Linked DNA regions of Mus musculus: regions 1 and 2 are each linked to region 3. A link is a loop called in an ENCODE intact Hi-C map of the cell type or tissue named here. Cell type or tissue: left cerebral cortex. All regions are shown on one strand. Region 1 overlaps Pcdh9 (protocadherin 9). Region 2 overlaps Pcdh9 (protocadherin 9). Region 3 overlaps Pcdh9 (protocadherin 9).

Region 1 (2,500 bases), 100 kb after region 3:
ACTTGAGGTAAATGATGATAAACGTACCTTTGATAAAGAACCCAGGGGGAACTACTACACTCTAATATCCTGTACTGAAAGAGATGGGAGACTCCATAGGAATCAATCTCATTTCAAAAAGCAACTAACCATTAGATCCACTTCTGTAAGCTGGCAAAACCATGTTCAAAAATAGTGGAAGCAGAGGGAAGAAAAATGAGTATCTTTTGCCTTGATCAACAGGGTGCCTGGGAATAGCCAAAAGTAAACAGTATTTTCATGGTCAGGAACTGTGTGTGTGTAAGTCCATGTACAGTCTCAGGAAATTATACCCAGAGTGGAGCTTCAGGGACATTCCCACGGAATTCTCAACATATTCACTTTAAAAATATTTCTATATTTTGAGATTATAATTACATCAACCCTCCCTCTTTTCAATCCCTTATGTTCTCCCATGTACCTCCCTGCTATTTTTAAAATTCATGGTGTCTTTTTTTAAATTGTCATTGCCTGTGTGTATGAGTGTTCCTAAATATATAAATACAACTTGCTCAATCTGTATAATGTTAAATTGTTTGCATAGTTTTTCCTTGCTTATATTTAAGGCACAAAGCTTAGATGGTCCCAGGTTTGCATATTATTTTTGTTTTTGTCAAATTGTTTTAATTTTAAAAATAAAATAATATTACATTATTTCTCTACTTGCCTACCCTATCTCTTTCCCCATCTCCATCCATTTTCCTCTCTTAACAATATGGGCTATTTTTCTTTGTTACTTTTAAACACACACACACACATGCACACAAATGCATACATATATGAATACAACCTGTTCATTCTGCTTGATGTTATCTACATGTACATGATTTCAGGGCTGAGCACTTGGGACTAGATAACAAACTGAGTGGAGGAGGATCTTCCTTGGGGTCGCTTTATCTCCTGCTCTTGGCAGTCTTTGGTCCTCTGTAGCTCTTTGTTTGGGGACAGGGCCCTGTGACAACTTCCTTTCTGTCTAAGGATGACTATTAGCCTTGTGTTAATCCATTTATTGTGTAGGTAGCCATGTTGTTGAGTGCTCATGTGTGCAACTTCCCTGTCCCTTCTCAGAGACACACTGTCACACAGACTTCCTCCTCCTCTGGCCCTCAAGACATAATTCTTTTGTTGCAGGGATGGAGGTAAGGGTTTGTAAGGAATACTTTTCCATCTCTGAAGATAGATGTCATAACTTACATAAGCAAAGCTGGAGTGTTATTTCACAGATCCCTCCAAATTTTATCTTCTTAGAAAGGCCTTACAAGACCTCTGTGTGTTGTGTTTGTTCTAAGAATTGTCAATTTTACATTAAATAAAAGCACGAGCTGCCTTTGGAGGTAAGAAAATTCCATGCCCCGAGAATAAACCTGTGTGTTTTACTGTTGATAGGAACTGGAACTGTGCCAAGCAGGGAACTAATGAATTACAACTTGGCAGCACTCCTCGGCTGACACAATTTCCTTAAAATTTATGAAATCTCCTCCTTTCAGAAACCCACTCATGCCGAAGGCCTCTTTGTACCTCTCAGAGTAAAAAGGCAAGATACTGTTAGACTTCAGATTTCACCTTATTAGTGAAGTTAAACCTAAGAACAACATATTTTTCCAGACTCAATCTATGAGAATTTCTTAAATTTTGCCACAGTAGCAAATTCATTCAAATCATCATAGCCTTGATAAATTACAGAATATATCTAAATCTTCACTTATATCAATATTGTTCACAAAGGCAGGAATTCAGACTTTGAGAAAATGTCTGCCAACAAAAGATGTCTGCTGATATTCTGGACAGGCAGAGTTATTGGCAGTGCTAAGAGTTGATAAGAAATTTTTTAATATGAATTAACTGCAGCAATTTTAATATCAAATTACTGTTCTAGTAATCTAAACTTATATACAAATGTTACTGAAAAATAATACGATTTCATTTTATGCTAGAGTTACAATTTATGAAATATTTTAATGCTAATATTTTCTAACTTAAGGACAGAGAGAAATAACTTTCAAATCATAAAAATATTAGGTGTTCTATCAGCTTTTAAATTATATTCAAAAATCAAAATTATATAATTCTTTGGTGTATTATAATCAGCTCTTTGATTGCATATATTAATAATAAGTATGAATTGATCTTCAATAAAATAGAATTTTTAAAACCCACAAAATGTCATTCCTTGATTGATTTGAAGAAAAGGTTTATCATTGAAGATACATTTCATTTTAACAAATTTATATATATTGTACATATGTGTGTATGTGTATTTTACCTGTCTGTATGGCTCTATAATGTTGTCCTCGAGTTATAGACAGTTGTGGGCTGCCATATAGGTGCTGGGGATTGAATTTGTGTCCTCTGGAAGAGTAGTCAGAGCCCTTAACTGCTATGACATCTCCTGGTCCCATATAATACTTTAAATTTTACCATTTTAGAAACTGAAGAGATGACTCAATCAATGAAGTGTTTGCTATAAAATTGTGGAGCACTG
Region 2 (2,500 bases), 170 kb before region 3:
GAAAGAACCCAGATGCCCCTCAACAGAGGAATGGATACAGAAAATGTGGTATATTTACACAATGGAATACTACTCAGCTATTAAAAAAATGAACTTATGAAATTCCTAGGCAAATGGATGGACCTGGAGGGCATCATCCTGAGTGAGGTAACCCAAACACAAAGGAACTCGCACAATATGTACTCACTGATAAGTGGATATTAGCCCAGAAACTTAGGATACCCAAGATATAAGATACAATTTGCTAAACACATGAAATTCAAGAAGAATGAAGACCAAAGTGTGGACACTTTGCCCCTTCTTAGAAATGGGAACTAAACACCCATTGAAGGAGTTACAGAGACAAAATTTGGAGCTGTGACGAAAGGATGGACCATCTAGAGATTGCCATATGCAGGGATCCATCCCATAATCAGCTCCCAAATGCTGACACCATTGCATACACTAGCAAGAATTTGCTGAAAGGACCCAGATATAGCTGTCTCTTGTGAGACTATGCAGGGGCCTAGCAAACACAGAAGTGGATGATCACAGTCAGCTATTGGATGGGTCACATGGCCCCCAATGGAGGAGCTAGAGAAATTACCCAAGGAGCTAAAGGGAACTGCAACCCTATAGTTGGAACAACATTATGAACTAACCAATACCCCGGAGCTCTTGACTCTAGCTGCATATGTATCAAAAGATGGCCTAGTCGGCCATCACTGCAAAGAGAGGCCCATTGGACTTGCAAACTGTATATGCCCCAGTACAGGGGAACCCCAGGGCCAAAACGTGGGAGTAGGTGGGTAGTGGATTGGGGGGGTGGGTATGGCGGACTTTTGGGATAGCATTGAAAATTAAACGAGGAAAATACCTAATAAAAATAAAATAAAATTAAAAAAAAAGAATTAGATAAATACAGTATTCATACACACACACACACACACACGCAAAAAACTTGTGCCCTGTTCATAAGTTAGTGTTTAATTTATAAAATATTAAGTCAGTGCCTGATGTAATACACTCTTAATGGAAAATTTATAAATGTCTAAAATATGACTAATTTTTCATCACCTATTTGTGAACAAATGCCAAGACACTAAAATGAAACCAAAAAATAAATAAATAAGTGGCTTTGTGTGTGCATGAAACATCGATTTCCCAGAAATTCTCTTGGTGGCAATAGAATCATTTCTGAAACTAGCATTTACCTCATGTTACGCTGAGAAACTCTGGTTAACATTTTCACAAATCTAAAAATATTTTACTCTTTTCTAAATTGAAACTGCTGGTTGTCATATTGTGCCTTGTATTTCCTTAATATGCTTCTCTTCCAAAAATGGTAATTGAGACTCCTTCCCTTTCCTCTCAAATGCCAAACAAATAAGGCACTAACCCTGATGCCAGCCTCCAAGTGTCCCTCCCAAATTTTCCCATTCATCAAGATCTGGCTCTGATTCCATTCCATTTTTAAACATGAGCAAGTTACATTTTTCTGCCTATATTGTAAATGAGTGCATTTATCCTTTAATTGCACATTAACAGCACACATAATTGCCCTCCAAATGTCATGTCTGCATGCATGACCTCCCCCCAATAAGACTAATGTTTAATAAATATCTGCTTAATTTTGCATGTCATCAAAGTATCTTCAAAAGTACATACTTATAGGTGATTTACTCATTCATTTAATTGCAAAATGTTGGCAGCTAGTGTTTGATCATAACAAAAACTAATGAGAAATAAGTCCTTTTAAAGCACAATATTATACACACATATATGTACATATATAAATAGATCATAAAAGTGTCACTAAAAAAGGACCTCAGTACAATCTACTTTAAGTGATGATAAATAATGTAGACCTCCTGAAGGCTTCCAAGTTTCTTCTTTCGTATGATGATTCACAGTCCACAAACTTAACAACTTCACACTATCTAGAGAATGACTTTCAAATGTCTTATCATGACATTCAGTGTCCTTCAGTGTCTAGATAAGATTAAACTTTTTCTCATATTTTTTTCATCTTTAATCTTACTTGCATACTACATACATTCAGTGAGACAGATCTTGCTATTTCCTGAAGCTCTTGACAGATTTTGATTCAGTATGCTCTCCCTTCCTGAAAAGTACTTTATATACATCTTTGTCCCCTCTTATGTTCTTATCAAATACCACCTGTTCCAGTAGTTGCAATCACTCCCTAACACCGTTGTAAAACTTGAGCACAACAGTAGTTGCTATAAGTTAAACTGTGTTCCTTTCTCTATCTTTTTCTTATGGGTATGATATTGTGGAGTACAGCCTGATATAGAATTGGTGTGTGTGTGTGTGTGTGAGAGAGAGAGAGAGAGAGAGAGAGAGAGAGACAGAGAGACAGAGAGACAGAGAGACAGAGAGAGACAGAGAGACAGAGAGAGACAGAGACAGAGAGAGAGAGAGAGACAGAGACAGAGACAGAGACAGACAGAGACAGAGACAGAGAGAGAAGAGAGAGAAGAAAGAGAGAGAAGAAAGA
Region 3 (2,500 bases):
CTAATGTTAAACTGGAAGGTTAATTTAAGGATCTACTTGGATTAATAATTTAAGACTACTTCCCTACAAGTCCTGAAAAACCTGTTAGCAGTTTCCATTCTACGTAAAGTATTTGCGGGGTTGGGAGCCATACTTTTCTTTCTTTCCTTCTTTCTTTCCTTCTTTCTTTCTTTCTTTCTTTCTTTCTTTCTTTCTTTCTTTCTTTCTTTCTTTCTTTCTTTCTTTTTCTCTCTCTCTCTTTCCTTCCTTCCTTCCTTCCTTCCTTCCTTCCTTCCTTCCTTCCTTCCTTCCTTCCTTCCTTCCTTCCTTCCTTCCTTTCTTTCTTTCTTTCTTTCTTTCTTTCTTTCTTTCTTTCTTTCTTTCTTTCTTTCTTTCTTTCTTTCTTTCTTTCTTTCTTTCTTTCTTTCTTTCTTTCTTTCTTTTTCTCTCTCTCTTTCCTTCCTTCCTTCCTTCCTTCCTTCCTTCTCTCTCTCTCTCTCTCTCTCTCTCTCTCTCTCTCTCTCTCTCTCTCTCTCTCTCTCTCTCTCTCAGTAATTGTTTCCCCCAAGAAGAGGAGGTTTGGGGTGTTTTGATAGAAACCCTGCCAAGCAACCTCTGTCACTGCGTGCATGCTTTATACCAAGGTCTTAACCTCAAAACTGCGGCTTAGGATGCATGAGAAATGAAAGTGAATGATCTTTAAGAGAGATCTCCATAACTCATTCATTTCAAAGAGATTCAGACATTTGTTCATCTGGTGGAGTCTAACAGCAGAGCTCCTCGTTCCAAACCTAGCAACAGAGTGTGGCGTGCAAACAGGGGCTTCGTGGCAGGCCTGGCTGTACATTTCTCCATCCGTAAATCCATCGATTTCTCGTGTGGTTAACAAACGCTGCATTTTGCAAGAAGGTACAGTAAATTTCAGATATAGGCCATAAGTGGCTGTGCAGAAAGCCCTTGCCCATATGCTCAGAGCCTGAAGTGACACTGTCAGGAAGGCAGGGGAGCAAGGCAGTGCTGCTGAGACGGATTAGCAGGCAGCCTGGCCCTTCTGTTTGTTTTTCGTGGAGTTGTGCAGTGAATCAGGGCATCAACTCCCACACAGATGTATATTCTCAGCCTTGGAGGAAAGAGGCCAAGAACAAAAATCAGACTGCACGGGAAAACAAAAATAACCATGGATGGGATAGAAGGATGGCTTGAGCATTTGTGAGCTGAATGGAGCTATGCTGGATGCAAGGCTTGCCACTCCAAAGCTATTTGGCTTGCACAGGAAGATCACGAAAGCCTACCTTTTCTCCATAGGTTTGTGTGAACCTTAGGAGTAGGACCTGCGCTTATTTATAGAGATTCCCCACTCAGTGACTCCCATAGTTTCTGCACACTGAAGTTATTCATATTCCCTTCTCTAGAGCTGAATTTTTCTGTAGGATCAGTTCTGTTATACTGACAGGCAAACAGAGGGACCCCTCATGGTTAGAGTTGTAAATAAAACTGCTGGAAGACTTTGCCATTTGGAAACACTTCAATATTTATTGTGCTGCCTTGTTCTTTGAGCCCTAGGAGGTCAAACTTGTAACCACCAGGGAATATTAAATTACTTGTTAAATGTATGTATTTTTGTAACCAGATATATCTGATAGTTTGAAATTAAAAATTGTCTATACTGAACTTCAACATTACTTAATCAGTATTTGTTTAAGGAAAGTTGTGTTCTAAAATATACTGCTCTTTGTGCTTAAGACATGAGAATGAATATTAAAAAATAATCTTAGTACAGATACCAGCACATTGTTATGGACAGAATATTATACCTGACATTAATACAATTGCAGACAATGTTTTATGGGTATAGATTGATAAACAAAGTGACTAAAAAGAGTAATGTTTAAATGAGAGAAAATGAAGAGACCAGCTTCTAAAATGTCTTTTTTTGCTTTCCATTGCTTTGCCAAACTACAGTGACCAAAAACAAATTGTGGAAACGGGATTTATTTTATCTCATAGTGTAATAGTTCATTACTGAGAAAAGACATGCTAGGGACTAGAGTATTCAAATGAAGTAAGGCCACTTAGGAACATGGGTTACTGGAAAGCTCCCAACGGCTTGCAGAGTAACACTGCCCACACTAGATTGGACACACTCACAGACAACAATAGCCAATAAATCAATCAAAACAAAATAAATGTCCCAAAGACATGCCTATAGGCCAATCTGATAGGGACATTCTTTCATGTGAGGTTCCAAGGTTCCCACTTCCCAGATATCCCTAGCTTTCATGAAATTAAAACAAAAACAAACAAAGAAAGAAACAAACAAAAAGAAAAACCCCCAAACCTACCACCAACAAAAAATTCTAAACAACACATGCATTATACCTCATATGGGAAAGCATTCTGGTTCCCCTGTTTAGAAAACAATAGAGCTATCTCAAGAAGCAAAATTAGTTGTCTCTTCACTTGTATAAGAGAAGGCCATGAGCTCAGGCGTCCCTTTTTCAATGATACCTTTATTTTAGGA

What was found. Hi-C counts contacts between places; a loop is a spot of excess contacts. Peaks named below come from ENCODE experiments on the same cell type or tissue, not always from the same donor. Only the 100,000 strongest peaks of a DNase experiment are listed, where the experiment ranks them.
Region 1: it touches region 3 in a loop (6-fold over the local background); 3 of 42 quality-filtered maps call a loop at or near these places.
Region 2: it touches region 3 in a loop (2.1-fold over the local background); 2 of 42 quality-filtered maps call a loop at or near these places.

The regions. Positions count from the first base shown.
Region 1 is chr14:93,816,357-93,818,856 of GRCm38, forward strand. All of the region lies in intron 2 of Pcdh9 (protocadherin 9), which reads right to left. Among named protein-coding and RNA genes, the nearest start is that of Pcdh9, 73 kb to the right of the region's middle. In left cerebral cortex, no CTCF peak of the experiment used is centred here; DNase peaks (open chromatin) are centred at 316, 1,270 and 1,348; H3K27ac peaks cover 842 bases.
Region 2 is chr14:93,538,431-93,540,930 of GRCm38, forward strand. The region is part of intron 3 of Pcdh9 (protocadherin 9); the gene reads right to left. Among named protein-coding and RNA genes, the nearest start is that of Pcdh9, 350 kb to the right of the region's middle. In left cerebral cortex, no CTCF peak of the experiment used is centred here; a DNase peak (open chromatin) is centred at 1,339; H3K27ac peaks cover 481 bases.
Region 3 is chr14:93,712,717-93,715,216 of GRCm38, forward strand. The region is part of intron 2 of Pcdh9 (protocadherin 9); the gene reads right to left. Among named protein-coding and RNA genes, the nearest start is that of Pcdh9, 180 kb to the right of the region's middle. In left cerebral cortex, a CTCF peak has its summit at 945; a DNase peak (open chromatin) is centred at 1,080; H3K4me3 peaks cover 198 bases; H3K27ac peaks cover 1,951 bases.